Regions from separate parts of the Homo sapiens genome. Here regions 1 and 3 are each linked to region 2. Evidence: chromatin loops called from intact Hi-C (ENCODE). Cell type or tissue: heart left ventricle. All regions are shown on one strand. Each heading gives the region's core, and the rest is flanking DNA. Links, peaks and the distances in the headings are about the cores only.

What was found. A loop is a pair of places that touch in the nucleus more often than their neighbours do. Peaks named below come from ENCODE experiments on the same cell type or tissue, not always from the same donor. Only the 100,000 strongest peaks of a DNase experiment are listed, where the experiment ranks them.
Region 1: a loop joins it to region 2, with 2.9 times the contacts of the local background. A loop is called at or near these places in 2 of 110 quality-filtered maps.
Region 3: it touches region 2 in a loop (3-fold over the local background); 2 of 110 quality-filtered maps call a loop at or near these places.

Annotation. Positions count from the first base shown.
Region 1 is chr15:87,669,027-87,675,209 of GRCh38, forward strand. The region is part of intron 1 of LOC102724465 (a long non-coding RNA gene); the gene reads right to left. Among named protein-coding and RNA genes, the nearest start is that of LINC00052, 95 kb to the left of the region's middle. RefSeq lists an enhancer at 1-876. In heart left ventricle, for the core only: CTCF peaks have their summits at 3,455 (motif pointing right) and 3,656; no DNase peak of the experiment used is centred there.
Region 2 is chr15:86,912,196-86,918,378 of GRCh38, forward strand. It overlaps AGBL1 (AGBL carboxypeptidase 1), which reads left to right. Exons shown (of 23, transcript NM_001386094.1): 23 at 1-3,961. Among named protein-coding and RNA genes, the nearest start is that of AGBL1-AS1, 600 kb to the left of the region's middle. In heart left ventricle, for the core only: a CTCF peak has its summit at 3,802 (motif pointing right); a DNase peak (open chromatin) is centred at 4,636; H3K27ac peaks cover 1,271 bases.
Region 3 is chr15:87,752,530-87,758,712 of GRCh38, forward strand. No RefSeq gene overlaps it. Among named protein-coding and RNA genes, the nearest start is that of LINC00052, 180 kb to the left of the region's middle. In heart left ventricle, for the core only: no CTCF peak of the experiment used is centred there; no DNase peak of the experiment used is centred there.

The sequences.
Region 1 (6,183 bases), core at 452-5,451, 760 kb after region 2:
TATAGTTTAAACAAAGACTGTAACAGCCCTTTCCCAAAGCAGACGCCCTTCTTGCCTGGGGACTAGATTGCCTTTGTAGGACTAACATTAGCCACAAGATTAGAAATTATGGTTTAGGAGTCATGCAGCTGGAGGCTACAAGATTTTGACCCTCCCTAAACTGCTCCTAAGATCAATGCTTGAGATATTTTGCAGGCCCTGCACTTGATGGATCAGCTGGCACCACCCAGATGGGTAAACTGACTCACCTGATCTTGTGGCCCCCACACAGGAACTGACTCAGCATAAGACAGCTGCAACTCCCTATGATTTCATCTCTGACCAATCAGCACTCCTGGCTCACTGCTGTCCCCCCACCCACCAAGTTATCCATAAAAACTCTGTTCCCCGAATGCTCGGGGAGACTGATTTGAATGATAACAAAACTCCAGTCTCCTGCACAGCCGGCTCTGCGTGAATTACTCTTTCTGTACTGCAATTCCCCTGTCTTGATGAATCGCCTCTGTCTAGGCATTGGGCAAGATAAACCCCTTGGGCAGTTATTATAACTACCAATTATTGAGAATTTTCTATGTAAATTTCACTCTATGAGAAAGGTCCTACTATTATCTTCAAGTTATGAATGAAGAAACCGAAGCTCTGGGAAATTAAGCTACTTTCCCAGTCCACAGAGCTAGTAAATGGTGGAACCAGGCTGTATTTGAACTCATTTCTCCCAGACTCCAAAGCAAAGCTACTACACGCTGCTGCTTCACATTCACTGTATTGTTTGAAGCAAGTCGCTGAAAATGTCTACTTTTTCATAAAATGAGGCTGATCCACATTGACTTTGTCTACTTTCACAAAGTGGCTGGGATTCTCAAAGTAGATAATATGAGTGAAAATGTTTTGAAAACTCTTCAGGCTCTCTCACTTTATACGGTATTATTTCCACTTCTGCTTCTAGCAGGCGCTGTCTGGTTCCTAAGTCTCTCCATGTGGAGCTGAGCTACTATTTTTGGCCTTCCAAGCTGTTTTCGTTTTTCACCAGAATGCATGCTCCATTTGGGTAATGGTAACAGATGTGACAATGGGAACAAAACTCCTACCAGCCACATTCTAACCCAAACATCCCAGGAGCCACTTCCAGCACTCATCTCTTCACTTCCGCTCCGAGACAGGGAAATGTGAGAATACAGGGCTCTGCTTCACCGTCTTTTACTAGCCTTGATCATTTCTGATAAGTGTTCCTGGTCATCACTTTTCCTTTCTACATCTTTGAGTTCTGGTGTGTTGTCCATATTATATTACTAAAGGTCCACAGGGGAAGAGTGATTTGACGAAGGTTAAGAAATAATTATAAGAAAATGTTTTGACATTACGTTAATGCCTGTCAGGGTATTATCCCCAATTTAAAGTTAATCACCAAAATTACATTGCAATTCCAAAAATGTAATGAAACAAGATTTGCTGAGGTGTGAATAATAAAGAATCAGAGCCGAGAGCTAAAAGAGAAATAAACTTGTTTAACCCTTTTCTAGTCTCCTGCCAAAGAGCAAAGAAATAGATGGCGATTTGGGCCATGTGGATCTTGGCAAAATTAATGGGTTCATAATCTGGAAGAAAACAAGAGGTCTTTGTCAGCACTAAAACACAACCAAGTATTGAGATAAAAAGTTGACATTTAAATCCAGGTCAAAAGCATTCCAAAAATCTGGATATTTGTCATTGTGTGGGCAAGATATTTAGACACTTGATAAATTGCTCAATTTTCCTCTAGAATTTTGGTGTCTTGCAGAGGTCTGGCTTTATGCTTCCAATGGGCTGTCAAGCTTTTCTGCTTGAATACCCAGCCATCACCTCAAAATCAAACCAAGTCTATCATATTTCCTTCAAAACCAATTTCCCTCTTTCTGTCACTGGAAACAGCATTTTCTCAGGCTCTGACACTTGGAATTCTACAGCCATCTTTGACCCTTTAAGTTTCATGCCACCCACACACATCCAGGCCAAAAATTCTTTCAAGCAGTCTTTTAGAAGTAAAGATGCCGACAGGAGTGTCCATTTTGCACGTGCTTTCTCCAAGACAAGCTCTCGCTATTAGGTGTTTTTCACACATTATCTTTTACCCTCAAAACAACTTTGCAGGATAGATCATATTACCCCATTTAAAAGAGGACAAAACTGACATTTGGGGTGCCAACTGGCCCAGTCACTCCTGCAGGAAGTCCTTGTAATTGAAGCAGGGATGCAATTCCAGGTCTGTCTGCTCCAAAGCCACACACAGCATCAGCATGCCCACCTCACAGGTGGTAGTGCAAATCCACTGAGTGACTGGAAGAGGGCCTGGCACACAACAAGTACTTGGTAATTGCTGCCACCTGATCTCTCTTCTAGGCCACACTCCCCCGTGCCTGCCTTGATTCCCCCTGTCACTACCCTTATCCTGCCACACAAATTTATGGCCCAGACGGCGGCCACGCCCAGCTATCTGACAGTTCCAGATTCTCTTTTCTCTATCCTGAACACAGCTGCTGCATTTATCTTCTCAAACATATCTTGGTCGTGTTGAGAAGATTGTGCTGCACTCTAGTTTACAACCCTTTGATGGCTCCTCACTTTCCTTAGGAGACATTTCAAACTGAGCCTGCCTTTCAGAGCCCTTTGGAATTACCATCTTCCATCCTCATCACCATCACCTTATGAGAACTCTTGACTTCCATAAGGTAGGTGTGTTTCCTGGACTCAAGTTGGCCTCTCTGAATGGCATGAAGAGATTCTTCTGCTGTGAATGCCCCTTAACCTCCACTTTAGTCTTCCATTTCACTAAGTCCCTATTCAAATGACCCCTTCTCCAGGAAGTTCTCAAGGACCACCCCAGCCCACTCTATGAGCATTTCCCCTCCCTGACCTCTCATGGTGCTTATCTGCCTTACACATATGGCATTAATCAAACCCTGCCTTAGACTCCAAGCAGCTTTTTCCCTCAACTAAAAGCAATGTAATTCAGTAGGGAAAACACATCCTTCACATGATGATGGGCATGCATTTGAATCTTGAATCTGCCACAAATTACTAGTTTGATTTGTCAAATCACTTACGGGTTTATGCCAACTTTTTAATAGATTCAATGATAGATTTCATTTACTAAACATTGCTTGTGTGACTAAGTGCCTTCAATGCATAATCTATGAAGGAGGTAATCATATCACCCCCTCTTCAATGAGAAAGAAACTGAGGTTCAAGGAAGATAAGAAATTTGGTAATTTTCTTAAGTCAAAGAAACTGGAAAGTGTGAGCTGGGATTACTCTGGGACTTAAAAAGATGCTTTCGTTTATCTAAGAGAGCCTTTCATTTACATCTTGAAACAGTCCTTTTCATCAACATCCCAGGCTTCTGCAACCCAGTGCTATGAAAGCCCAGGAAACCACTGTGCTTCTGCTATCCCATTTCCCAGCCTGCCTTCCTTTACTTTCCCAGCAGGGGGAGCAGAGGATGGAAGGAAGCGATTCCAGGGAAAAGAATCAGAAATCTTCAGAGTTGGAAGGACCTGAAAAAATGGGGCCCCACCCCTCCATGTCATAGACGCACCAGAGGCTTGGACAGGAGAAGCAAGCAGGCCAAACACACCCACCTCACCAGAAACAGTGCTTCCTCCCTCCCAGCCTCAACTCCCTAGCATGCTCAATAGGCCAGGCAGCCTCACAGACATGCAATTGAAAACCAGGCACCTTATGCATTAAGAGAGACGTCCTTTCATCCATTTCCAATCTGTTGCCATTTAATTTCATGAGGCAGGATAAATAGGAACACCCACTTGGCCTTTGGGGAGCCCTTTATTACTTCATTTACCTCCACCTGGTCTCTCACCACTCCACATGACTCTGTAATATACAGCTCTAATCATTGGTGTTTTCTCTGCCAGCAAAATCCACCCTGTCACCTCCTGCCCCACCTCACCTCCAATGTCTCTAATCAACTCCACTGCCCTTCACTGGCCTTTCACCCTTTCATTTATATCCTCGTTGAGATAAGACAGCTGGCCCTGACTGCTGTATTCAAAGTGAGGATGTACCACTGATTTATAGGATGGCATGATAATATTTCCGCATCTCATTCTCCATCCCCTTCACACAGTCATGGGTCTTATCTGAACGCCACTAGGCATGCAGCAGATGTCTTCATTGAGCTGCCCATAATGACACTAGCTGTAGATCTCTTTTTGCCTCTTTCTCTCTTTTTAACACAGACATTGCAGTTAATTCGGAGACCACTCATGTGTGCATAGAGTTTAAATCGCTGCCTTCCAATGAGCATTGCCTAGCCCTGGTGTGCAGTGTAGATAACTGCCTATTGGAGAAATTCCTTAAAGAAGCTCTGGTCCCCACAGCACTTGAACTTCAGTTTAAGGGTAAATGTTTAATATGAGAGGCCACAGTGCCACCTAAGATGATCCTGGGTGTTTAGGGCAGTAAGTCAGCTTTCCAAGATGAGCATGCATTGATTTGCTGAGCAATCGAGATTAGGGCATGGGAAAACTCACTTTTCTCTTTCAAGGGTATAACTGATGCCACCAAGACAGGTCAAGTTGGTGGTGGCATTTGGTCTTCTCTGAATATTTGTAACAGTCCTAATGCTATTGCTAAAACACCAGAGAATACAGCCAAAGCACTCAAGTGCATCACTGGAATGGTAATTTGCCTGTGCTCCCTGTGTCCCTCAGAGTCTGTACCAGTCAGGGCTCCCCAGCGAATCAGAGGCCAGTAAAAGGTCGACGGATGGAGAGATAATTTCAAGGAATTGACTTACATAATTGTGGGGACTAGTAAGCCCCAAATCTGTATGACAGGCTGGCAGGCTAGAAAATTTCAGGCAGCATCTGACGCAGCGTCATGAGGCAAAATTTCTCATTCATTCATCAGGGAAAACTATTTTGCTCCTAAGGCCTTTCAACTGATTGGATGAGGGTGTGCACATTATTGAGGATAATCTTCTTTACATAAAGTCAACTGAGTGTAGATGTTTACCACATCAACAAAATATCTTCACAGCAACACCTAGATTAGGTGAAGATGAAATAACTGTTACTATAGCCTAGCCAAGTTGACACATAAAACTAATCATCACAGAGTCAAAGGCAATAAGCTATAGCATGAGATCTCCTTTTAAATCTCCACCAGCCCAAGAAAAATCCCTTGCAGCACAGCAAATGCCAGTCCCAGCCCTGAGATTTCAAATACATATGGGCCAGCCCTGAGTCCTACTTCAGCCTGCCTATAACAGCCAGTCACAGTGCTGTTAGATCTTGGAGATCACTCCAAGACCACCCCAGATGTGCTCCTTACTCTCTGCAGTTGGAGACTCAGATTCACTAAATGTGGTCACAACTTTAGATTTTTATATTCTGGTGACATATTCAGGCTCTTCTCCCTAGATCTGGGGACTTGTTTTCCCACATGACTCTCAGTTTCACATGTGCCCCTATTGGAGGGTTCTCCACTTTATTTCACAGTCTCCTTCTATTAGCCCCAACCATGTAGACTAGCCCTACTGATTTGTCATAGCTGCTCTAGCAGAATAGGCAAATACAGAAAAAGAAAAGCAATTTATGAATGTACAAGGAAGGCTAGGAATTGGGGCAGGGCTCTAGCCACTCAGATGGATGAAGTCTACAGGGAAGGATATGGAAGAAACCATTCAGGTTTATTTCCTTTTTAATTTTTTACTTTTTATTTTTTGAAGATATACTCTCACTCTATCCCCTAGGATGGGGTGCAATGGCGTGATGATGGCTCACTGCAGCCTCGGTCTCCCAGGCTCAAGAGATCCTCCCACCTTAGCCTCTTAAATAGCTAGGACCACAGGTGCCTACCACCACACCCAGCTAATTTTTGTATTTTTTGTAGAAATGGGGTCTCACTATGTTGTCCAGGCTGGTCTCAAACTGCTGGGCTCAAGTGACCCCCCTGCCTCTGTCTCCCAAAGTGCAAGGACTACAGGTGTGAGCCACCATGCCCGGCCAAGAGTTCAGGTTTAAAGATAAAAGAAAGCCAAGTTCAAAATCGTCACAATCTTGACACTTGCAACTACTTGCCATGGCCTTGGACATATTATTTAATCTCTAAGTCTTAGTTTCCCAGAATGTCCAATATGGATATAAACCTACACCATAAATGGAGAAGATAATAGTATATGCCCAGCAA
Region 2 (6,183 bases), core at 755-5,754:
GTGCAGCCTGGCCTCTCAAGCTGGTGGTTGCCATGGAAGAGTTCCCAGTGCGAGGCGAGCTTAACAAGGGGCAGGGTGTCCTTTTCCTTACCTGTGTTGTGCAAATGCTTAGAGTGGTGATAATGGAGGGGTGGCATCTCCAAGGGTTCCCAGGAGCTGCCACATTTACCCAGGGGCTCTGCCTCCTATGCTCCCTTTGGTGAGAACTGTCTGTGCAGCTCCATGGATATCATGCCAACTTGGCTGCCTGGGCTCTCCTTGCAATCCCATCAATAAGAATCAGCATCCAAGAATTCCATACATTGGCTTCAGTTTCCTTCCAGAAAGAGGATTCAGAGCCACCAAGAATATTTGAAATTAACCTGCTCCCTGAGTTACAAGCTCACCTTGAGGGCTGCCAACACAAGGAAGGTCATATTACACCCTTTCATTTATCAGCCTGGAAAATGGTGCCGTAGAGTCGATTTCATATGCTAAGGGCAGCCTCTGCCCTATGCCAAGAGAAGGAGCTCCCAGGAAATGCCTGACATAAGTCATCCTTGTTAGGGCCACAGAAGAATGACTCGCATGGTGGATCTCAGCATTTGGATTTGCATTAAAATGATGGATTTGTTTTGCCTTGCTGGTACAGCTCACCCCAGCTCCCCAAACTCTCTAGTCTTGGAAAGACATGCATAGTAGCCTGGTGCCCACCAGGAGGGCTTTTCTGGGCAAAAATAATTCATCAGCTCTGGAGCCTGCTGCTGTCTTCCCAACAGATGTCCTCTTTTGTTTGTGTTGCAGTTTGGTTCATGCTACCAATGCTTGATAAAAAGTGTTCTTTAGAAAAGAAAAAATAGAGTGGTAAAAGGGAATTTTGAGATAAAAATGGATTCTATTACAACCTTTCAGTGCCTAATAATAAAAAGATACAATTGCATATAACTTAAAATCATCTATTACACACACACAATTCAACATAATGGAGCTGAAGCTGAGTTTGAGTTCCCCACCACACACACACATACACACACACACACACACACACACACACGGCACAGGGCTTTAAGCATAACAATGAGTGAGGGAAGGTTGATCCTCAGACACATGACACATGTTCATACAGGTGAGGGGCAGCTGGTTGATGATTTTAGGCTCTACTGTCACACAGATGTCAAGATGAAGGCCTTTTGGGCAGAAGACGGGACTCATCTCTCATTAGCATGTGACATAAACTGTACTTGAAGTGTGTATATATTCTGGGCCAGTTCCAATGCAAAGTAAAATGGGTTCAGTATCATTGGTAGAGAACACAGTCTATGAGAGAATTACCAAATGAGCCACATTTAGTTCTTATGACAAGTAGTTAAACAGAGGAGAGCACTGACTGTTTACAAGGCTGAAGCAGGCAAGGCGTGGTGGCTCACAACTGTAATCCCAGAATTATGGGAGGCCAAGCTGGGAGGATCCCTTGAGCCCAGGAGTTTGAGACCAGCCTGGGCAACATAGTTAGACCCTGAATCTACAAAAAATAAAGAAAAAAAATAGCCAGGCGTGATGGTGCATGCCTGTAGTCCCAGCTACTAGGGAGGCTGAGGCAGGAGGATCACCTGAGCCTGGAAGTGGAAGGTTGAGGCTACGGTGAGTCGTGATCGCACAACTGCACTCCTGCCTAGGTGGCAGAGTGAGACCCTGTACTCTGTCTAAAAGTAAATAAAAAGGCTGAAGCAAAGATGATTCTACATGGGGGGATTTCAATGATCTTTTATAGTCTCTAGGCTCTTATGGGGTTAAAATGATTTCTTGGTATCAGACAAGTATTATGACCAGCTCCTGGCAAAATAAGTAACACTTAAGCATAATTATTTGGAGCTATTCAGTTAAAGTGTCTGAGTGTAGCCCTGGTCTTGAAGGGCAGGGCAAGACATGGCATTGAGTTCAATTGTCTCTACTGGCTGTGGGACGGGACAGGAAGCAGAGAAGCCGACAGGTCTGCCATCCAAACATCCAGGGTATGGGGGTTAAATGAATGAATGTCCTGGGGTAGAAGACTATCAACCAGACCCCACCCACACTTCATTCTGAAGAGGAAGTTATTTTGGGAGGTATTAGAGGAGGAAAAATCTGCCTGTGTTTCTGCTCTGCTCAGACAATCACATAAGTGACTCATTTCACTCTCAGTACCAGCTCTGTGGGATAAATGGACATTATGATTGCCATTTTAAAAATGAAGTGCACCCATACTTAAAGAGACACGTTTAGTAAATGATAGAGCTGGAATCTGTTCCCGGGGAAATCTGACTTCCTAACTCATGCTCCCTCCACTTCCCCAGAGGAGGTGAATATGAACCATAACACAGTTACAGCTAACGTGGTAATTAGCAACACTTAGTATCTATAATAGTCTAAGACCATCGCAGGTGTCATCATGTTTAAGCCTAAAACTTCAGCCCAACGAGCTAAACTCTGTTGTTATGCTCACTTTATAAATGAGGGCATTAAGAATTTAAGGGCTAGCCTAAGATGATACAGGTAGTAAGTAGCAGATCACAACCTTAACTCAGGCAATCGGACTCTTAAACTTGCTCTCCAAGGAAAAACATCTTTCTTCAAAGACCCCTAAGGGCCCTCTGAGAGGTTATGGAGCAAGTCTCCATTTCTAGGAAAGTGTGTTGTTCTTGTAGATCCTTGACTCAAATACAAGTAACTCCTACTGGCCATTTCTGCATAACTTCCTGCTCCTTTTCAAACTCAACAGGTTCAAAGTCAAAATCTCCTCCCAACAAAATCTCTACCTCCAAATTCCTAAACTTGATTATGCCGATAGTAAACCGGCGTTGTTTGATTTATTTGTGTGCCAGATGCAGAGCTCACTGTCTGGCCGAGGCAGGTACTCAGATCTTCACTAAATAGATGAATCTGCAATGTTGTTGAGTGTGAATCTTAGCTTTGGTTGGAGTCCAAAGCTAAGAATCAGACTCGGTAACACTGTTCTCACCTGGACTTCAAGTTTTCTTACCACTCTTCTCACCTTTGGTTGTGCTTCCTTTCCAACCCTTTCATCCCTGTGCAGCCTGATAGTATTAGGAAGGAAAACCGGCTTCTACTTTCGCAGTTTATAATTTGTCAGTGACCTCCCATGGTCTTAAGGATAAAATGCAGACAGGACCTAGTGCTTGAGCCTTTTCAGATCCAGCCACTACGTAATTTTCTGGTCTCTTCTCTTGACATCAGCCCCTGTTAAAGTCATAAAAACTTACTTTCAATTCTCAGAAAGCACCTTACTCTTCTGTTCCCTCTTCTTCCATCCATGTGCCTAGATCTATCCATTATGTGCTTAAATGTAGGCTCCTCCAAGAAGTCTCCCATGATCTGATTCTGAGTTCCTACTGTCATCTTGGAGAAACCCAGTCACAGCTTTTGTTGTATGGCATTGCCTGTGGACTTTGCTGTCCCCTCTTCACCTCCCCCCCACCGCCCCACTGCACCAAGACTGTAATATCTTGGAGAACAAAGACAATTTTGTTCACTGCTACATCCTGAGAGCCTAGCATCGTGCCCAAGATGTGGTGGGACTTCCATAAATATGTGTTGAATGGTTGAGATCTTAATTTCTGTTAGAACGGTCTCCTGAGAATGACCTCCTACCCGTTGCCTCAGTAACCTCTTACGCATGGAGAGCAGAGCTGCAGGAAAGCAGGACACACGTGAGTCCAGCCAACTCAGAGCTTCAAGGAGGCGTCCAGGAGAAACCTCCCTCAGCCCCGTTTGCGGTGCCTCCTGGTCGGTAATTTTCCAGAAGCAATTTCTTGTTTCCTCCAAATGGCCTGTAGAGGTCAGAAAAGGGCCTTGTTTTCCAATCACCGACTGTCCTGTCTACATTAGCATTCACCCCGGGTGTCTATAATTAAGCAAGCCTAAGCTGGGCACATAGGAACGGAAATGCATTGACTTTAATAAAACAGAGTGTAAAACAACTTTAGATTGACTCCAGCCTTGTTTATTCTTGCACACTTGTAATTCTGGTTTGGTATATTCCCAGTCAAAGAGACCATTGTCCTGGGAACTGAAGCGTGTCCCTTGCTTCATTGCTGCTGCAGCCTGTCCAAGGAGGCAAGCCGCACCAGGTTGCTGCTACCAGCTCACAGCAATTTTTTTTTAAATTTTTTAAAGAAGAAAAAATAACAGAGAATAACCTGTGAGAACGATGAAAGGAGTTCCTATTGATGTCCTGGACTTTGTGTGTGTGTGTTTGTGTGTGTGTGTGTGAATGTAAGTACATCCAGAGTCCAGAAAAAATATGTAAATAATAAAAATGGATCAGGCACTCTGGTCTTCACCTATTGTGTAATTTAGGAAATGATGGTTTTGTTCTTTAAGTGATTCCGTAGCATATGGAATAGAACATTATAACAGAAGTTGAGAGTCCAAGGTTTAGGCTCTGGCTCGGTTACTTCAATATATGGCTTTGGGCTGACCCTTTCCTCTGGGTCTCAGTTTCTCCATTGGAGGGTGAAGGGCTGGACCACACGAAATCTAACCTCACTTCTATTTCTAATATTCATGAACATGAATGCTGTGCTGGCGGGGCCTGCAGAGAACACCAGCAGGCCCGGGGCTGGCCAGGCCGGTGAAGAGGCAGCGTGAGGTGGCTCACACTAGCGTTCTGTCTCTGCAGGGACCGAGGCCAGGCCTGCACAATGATCTATTCAGAGCACAGAGCAGAGCAGTGCCGTTGATATCCTGCCAATGCCCAGCAGAATAAAAGCTTCCGAAATCAGGGCTAAAAATAAATAATAAAACAAAATGACAACATAAACAGGAAGACCTAAAGGAGGGGGAATGAATTGAGTCAGCAAACTTCAGCTGGGGTGGGGCAGGGAAGAATCTAATTTGTTTTCATCCACATGGTTTGGCCTGCTAGGTGCTGCACTGGTGTTTAAAGTGCTGTTGGAAGGGGGAGTTTGATGCCACCCTGGGAGAAGATAGAGAAGATGGGGGAGAGGCGTGGCTGCTCTCTCAGGCTCGTTTCCTCCCCACTGTGCAGTTGGTCCACCCACTCCTCACTGACTCTTTGTTGGTTGTTCAGAGAGAGTTCTTTCACAGTCCCTCTCCTGTCCCTGGCCTCTGCCTGGGCCTGGGCCAACTGCCCTCATCGACCTTGTCTCTCAGCATTTGGGGCCCAGCTTCCTCCTAGGCTCTTTGCACACACTCAGGATTTCAATCAAAATGACTTTCAAATCTGGTCATTTAGGGGAGGATGTGTGCAAGAGGGTTAGGGAAAGGGAGCTCATTATTACTGAGCACACTGAATGTTCCGGCCACTGTACAGTTACATGCAACATGCAAGGAGACAGACAGCAGTGACCTAGCAGCAGCCACAGGGCAAGTAAACATATGCGGATCACCTCTACAACCTTGTTCCAGGCCTTGTCATTGCGAAGCGTAGAGATTCAAAGCAGTTGGAGACTTCCTTTAGTGAGGCGGTTTCTTGAATTTGGGGATATGCAAATGTCGGGGTGAGGGATGAAAAGCTGCTCTGCTGTGCATTAGATGGTACCAAAGATTCGGGGAGTGGGGCCAGGGGTGTGCACTGGGAGAGAAGGAGAGAGAGAGAAGAGAGAGGATGAGGACTTCCCAGCATGGCTCAAGGCAGGGGAGCAAAGAGGGCCTCAGAGAAGTCCTGACTCATAAAAAAGTGATGTCCAGGATTGAATTTTAAGTTGTTCTCTGTTCTGTGGGATCTCATTTCACTCCATCCCTAGTCCCTCAAATCTCTAGTAAAAGTCCATTACTCCCAAGCAGCTGGGTTCTCATTATATTTTGCATAGATGAAAGGTTCAGTTGTTCATTTTGGATGAAAACATGGGGGAAGCCACCAAAGAGAATTCAGCAGAAGCAAGAAATTTGCAAAGTTCATTTCTAGGAAATTACAGATTCCATTTATTTGGGCAGTTCATGAATATGATGGTAATGATAATAATCAACTTACCATAAACATGAACCAGACCTTGGGCTGAATGTTTACTATTCACAAAACCCCTTTGAGGTAAATAACTATTATGATACCCATTTTACAGACAAAGAAACAAAGTCTGGGAGATAGTTAGCAGCTTGGGCAAAGTGAGTGGTTAGTGGAGAGGCTGCATTTGGGTTTGAACTGAGCTTGCATCCTCTTCCCATTCTCCCCATGGTGTAACACCT
Region 3 (6,183 bases), core at 452-5,451, 840 kb after region 2:
CCTAAATACTCACACAATACAGAAGACAGACATTGTTAGGGCAGAAAGCAGTCACTTTAGCCAGGGGTAGGTAGACAAAATGAAACATCTCTTTCCATATAGCACAAGGCCCCCAGTCAGAAGGAAACGCATAGCATTATCCATGCAAAGTGCAGGGGTAGGGTAAATTTCATGAGGTCAGAATATAATTATGTGGTCAGGAATTTCCCTTCTCCAAGCCCTGGGGGAATAAAACACCCCACTCATATTATGTCATAACCACATATTTGAAATATCTTGGACACGATCCAGGAGCCAGTTTGGGATTTTCTTTATTCTTTCTTTCTGAGCTGGGAAGGCAATTACATGAGATGAACTTAATGTGTGTAGAATTCTAGAGCACGGTATCTGCAGTGTTTGCACATCGAACTGGAGTTACTTTTTGCTACCTATGCAGAGTTTGCAGATGAGAGAAAAGTCATGGCTTCCTTTTTTTTAATAAAATGTTCATCCATTTTTGTAAGTTGCCCCCAAAACATCACAAGAGGAAAAAAATAACTACCTCCTCATTTGTATTGTCCTTGGCAACAAGTTCAACTGCTCAAAATTAATTTTGCCAATCATTGCACCTTGTAAAGGGCTTCTCTGTAAGTCAAGAGATATAACTTCCAGCATACAGCAAAGAAAACTCCTAAGTGAGCAATAAAGATAACTCTTGGGTACCTTCCTGATAATAACAGAGCCCAGCTTCACTGCTGGTTCTGTTCATTCTATGAGAGTTTCTTACACCCTTGTTTTTGATCCTGTCAATTAAAATAAAAAGACTTTTTTTTCTTTTTATTCCCATAACTCCATTAAAAAATCTACAGAACATGAGAGCAGGAAGTAACGTTCATGCAACATTTTTTAATGTGTGTTTGTGTTTTATCTAATTTAATCATTACAGCAAATGCTGTGACATAATTTGTGGCAGAAAGGGAAACTAAGTCTCAGGATCAGACATCTGCAAAAGGCAGAAACCAGATACAAAACCCGGATCTTGGGGACCCAGTTGGAATCCCATTTACCAGGGTCGGGTCTCCAACGCCCTAGTCGTTTCAAGCTAGTGAGAGTGCCCGTCAGGTGTGAATCCAGGATAGCAGGGACAGGGAGGAGCTGCCACCGATATGAGAGGCAGAGATCCCGGAAATGGTGCTTCCCTTCTTCCAGCAGCCCAGGAAGATGACAAGCTGAAAGTCCTCAGTAGAGATGCACTTTGCCTGCCCCCTGGTTGTGACACCTATACTTCCCACTTCCAGCAATTTTTTTTTAAATGGAGTCTGGCTCTGTCACCCAGGCTGGAGTGCAGTGACGGGATCTCGGCTCACCACAACCTCCGCCTCCCGGGTTCCAGTGATTCTCCTGCCTCAGCCTCTTGAGTAGCTGGGATTACAGGTGTGCACCACTGCACCAAGCTTTTTTTTTTTTTTTTTTTAAATAGAGACAGGGTTCCACTTGAACTCCTGACCTCAGGTGATTCTCCCGCCTCAGCCTCCCAAAGTGCTGGGATTATACCCACTTCCAGCAATTCTTTATAACAACAAGCCCAGTACTTCTCACTCAACTTTCAAAGCTAGTTCAAAGCCAGTTTCAAAGATATCCATCCAGTTTTTTCTCATCCCACTAGTTGGGATTCAGCTCTTTCTGAACTCTCTCATTACTCTTTGTCTATGTCACTATTGTGTCACCCGACCACCGAGGATCATAGTTAGCTGTGACTGTATCTATATCTCTCCCCCTTGCCAACAAATGTTAAGCATCTTACAGGGAGGACCTGGTTTTTCTCAACAAGTATGTTTCACTTAAGTAAACACAATGATCTGCTCGTGTAGTGCCCTTAATAAACGTTGATGCTTCCTACATAAAACTGCATTCTGCAAACTTTCTATTTGAGAAAGGAACTGGAGTCCAAGGGGCACCTCCCACCAAAACAACAGGTGCATTGGTAGCACCTGCCACTGCTGCTGCTGCTGGTGCCTTAGTGGAAGGAAACTTAAATAATGGCAATTTTATATGTTTATAATATTTATAAAATATATAGTAAGCTACGTATGTAGTCCGAGAAAAATGTCGCATATCATATATCATTTAATCCTCACAACTCCCTTATAACATAGGTGTGAATGCTGTATCATGTTGCTGTGTAGATGGAAAAACCAGGACTCAAAGAATTTTAGCTCTGGACTAAGTGCTCAGTGAGTTAGTGATAGAGGCCAGATTCAATCCCAGGTCTGCTAACTCATAATCCAAGGCTGGCTCTTTTTAGCTGCACTTCAGTGTTTTCAAAGAAACAGACAATTGGCTTTCAGCATTCTCTCCACCCTGTCCCCTTCCACCTTCCCTCTGTGCATGGCCTCTCGTGGGCACATCCAGAGCTAGCATGCTGGGGTCTCTCATTCCGCTCCCACCTCCCTGTGCTTCCCTGTATATTTTCCTGGAAATGCCACGAGCCAGATCAACCACTCATTCAGGACCTAGTTCATCTTGTTCATCTTGCCGCTGTTGTTTACTCATTCGGGGGGGCGGGGGGGGGAAATGATAATATATATAAATATAAAATATGTCAGGAATAATATCTTCTTCTCTCCTTCATATCACAGTCTCAATATCTAAATACTGTCTTGTCCTGAGAGTTTCTGGGCTTTCTCATCTTGCCAGTTCCTCTGGAACATGTATGTTACCCCTTCCTCAAACTTTCCTGCCTTTCTCTGTCTCTATTTTTGTCTCTCTCTCCTTCCAGTCAGGCAGGAAAGTGACAATTCTGGAAAATGACTAAAGAAAGCCTGACTCATCACCTAAGTCCCAGGGCCTGCAGGGTGGAGACCTCCTTGCCCATTCTGTCCAGCTGAGGTCCAGCAAAGCCAGCCTGTGCCAAGACGCCAGGCACCTGCAGCAGCAGCAGTGACAGGTGCCGCCAATGCACCTGTTGTTTCGGTGGGAGGTGCCTCTTGTACGCCAGCTCCTTTTTCAAATAGAAAACTTGTTCTTGATATAATTACAGTGATAAGGCTGTGTAGCATGACAGATAACCCAAACCTGCTGCTGTTGCTGCTGCTGAATCCACTACCATTTGTTGCTTCAGTGATCACTCATGGCCAGAGAGCATGTATTGTAACTTTTCCCTTTCTTTCTTTCTTTTTTCTTTTATTTATTTATTTATTTATTTTTGAGATGGAGTCTCCATGTGTCGCCCAGGCTGGAGTGCAGTGGCATGATCTCGGTTCACTGCAACCTCCGCTTCCTGGGTTCAAGTGATTCTCCTGCCTCAGCCTCCCAAGTAGCTAAGACTACAAAGTGCCTACCACCACGCCCGGCTAATTTTTGTATCTTTAGTAGAGACAGAGTTTCACCATATTGGTCAGGCTGGTCTCAAACTCCTGACCTCAAGTGATCTGCATGCCTCGGCCTCCCAAAATGCTGGGATTACAAGCTACAATATGGCCACTGCGTCCAGCCATATTGTAGTTTTCTATCCCTTTGCAGGGTGAAGAAAAGCAGAGCAGATGGTTAGCTGGTCATCTGTATCTTCTTCTCTACCAGACCTCAAATTCTGCTGGGCTCCAGAAATTTTCCATTTACTTGAAACACTTTTCCCGAAGGTTCAGAATGGGACAACAGGTCAGAAAAGAAGGTCCACAGTCTCTCTGATCTGACTGTCTCAATGAGAGCATATCAGCCCCTTCTTCCAACTCCTTAATAACGAACTGGGAGATATCATGTGACACAGGACCAAAGAATGATTCAGCACTGACCCTGCCACCACTCATAATGTGAATTGAGGCAAATCGTTCTGTTTTCCTGGGTCTCAGTGTTCCCATCTATACAATGAGAGGTTTGTAATAACTGAGATCTTCAGATCCTAGCCAGCCCCACTCTGCAAGTTGTAGTAAGTGACCATTTTCTGACTCCTGATTATCCCACTTGCAAAATTGGAATCTATCATGGGACCTCTTCTTAGGCCCCATGTTCCAATGCTGTGGCATTGGGGATTAAGTTTCCAACACATAAACTTTGAGGGACACATTCAAACCATAGCACTAAGTGCTGAATCCTGTTCAAATTCCTGCATGCTTCCTCAGTACCCATGAGTATTCCTTTATTCTCCAGGATATTTGACAGGATGACCTGTGATAAAAGTCATCTGTTGCGGGGAAGTGTTGTCTCGCAGAGCTGGAGAAGCTACCAGCATTTCTCCCAGCAGCCAGGGATGCCGCCATCGTTAGCTTTGCCCCTTGTGAAAGCTCTTAGAGAGAGAATTGGTCCCTCTTTGGGATCCCTGTGCCTTCCTTGCCTGGATCATTTCTTACCATGAAGGTGTATCCTTACTGAGAAGTGAGTCACATTTGAGTAGAGCTAAAAAAATAAATTTGCAGTAAATTTGGCCTACGAGAGGTCTCCCAGACCATCTAGTACAACCCAGTAGTATAAAGTATCTCTTCCAAAATATTCAGCCTCAGTTTGAACACCTCTGATGGCAGAGAACTCACTATTTCACAAAGTAGCCCATCTAATGTTTGGCTAACTGAAATTATTAATAAGTCTTCCTTTCATGCTGAAACATGCCTGAAATATGCCTTTCTGAAATATCTAAACATTGATCCTAATTTTGCCCTGTGTAGCTTCACAGACGAATTAATCCCACCAATCTCTCCACCCTGACCTACATCTACCACACGAGGCCCTTCATGCCCGTGGTCCCTTTGCCCGCAGTTGCTGCTAGTCCTTATACTGCACCGGGGACCGCCCTCCACACATCCTCTCACTTGACCATATCTCTTGTGAAAGAGGTGAAAGCAACAGTTTCAAAGCTGTTGCTTCCGGGAATCAAAACACCATTCTTTATAGAATAGTGAGCTCTGCCTGACTTGGCCTTGCCTCTGTTTGAGAAAGAGCTTGAAAGTCAGAACTCCCTAAGTTCTATCCATTCTGACCAGCATGGGACAGTATGTCACCACCTCCCACACTGAATACCATTAAGAGAAGCAATTTTAGGGCATGGGGTAGACATACCAGAAATAATCTTTGCACGGTTTTTACCAATCAGTAAAGCACTATCATATCAGTTAGCTCACTTAAACTTCACCTCTGCCATATGCTATAAGAAAATATTATTAACATCTTTAATCAATTAAAACAAGAATCTGAGGCTCAGGAAGATGGGTCACCTGTTTATGGGGATCCTACTTGTCTTCATTCATTTTGTGTTGCTATATGAGAATACTACAGACAGAGTAATTTATACAGAAAATAAATTGGCTGGGTATGGTGGTTCATATTTGTAATCCCAGCACGTTGGGATGCCAAGGTAGGTGGATCACTTGAGCTCAGAAGTTCAAGACTAGCCTGGGCAACATTGCAAAACCTCATTTCTATTAAAAGAAATACAAAATAGCCAGATGTGGTGATGTTCACCTGCAATCCCAGTTACCTGGAATGCTGAGGCAGGAGGATGACAACAGCCTAGGAGGTCGAGGCTGCAGTGAGCTGTGATCATGCCGTTGTACTCCAGCCTGGGCAACAGAGTGAGACCCTGTCTTAAAAGATGAAGGAAGGGAGGGAGGAAGGAAGGAAGGAAGGAAGAAAGGAAGAAAGGAGGAAAGGAGGAAAGGAGGACAGGAGGGGAGAAGGAAAGGAGGGAAGGAGGGAAGGAGGGAGGGAGGGAGAGAAAGAGACAGACAGAAAGAAAGAAAGAAAGAGAAAGAAAGAAAGAAAGAAAGAAAGAAAGAAAGAAAGAAAGAAAGAAAGAAAGAGAAAGAGAGAGGAAGGAAGGAAGGAAGGAAGGAAGGAAGGAAGGAAGGAAGGAAGGAAGGAAAGAATTTCTTAGTTCTGGATGCTGGGGAAGTCCAATATCAAGATGTCCACATCTGGCAAGGGCCTTCATGCTGTGTCAACCCATGGTGGAGAATGGAAGGGCAAGAGATAGTGAGAGAGCAAGAGAGAGATGTGGCCAAACTCATTTTCATAACAAGCCCATTCTCCTGATGACTAACCCATTCCTGAGACAACAACATGAATCTGTACCTAAGGGCAGAGCTCTCATGAGCTAACCACCTCTTCTTAGGCCCCAAGTTCTAATGCTGTGGCATTGGGGATTAAGTTTCCAACACACAAACTTTGAGGGACACATTCAAACCATAGCACTAAGTGGTGAATCCTCTTCAAATT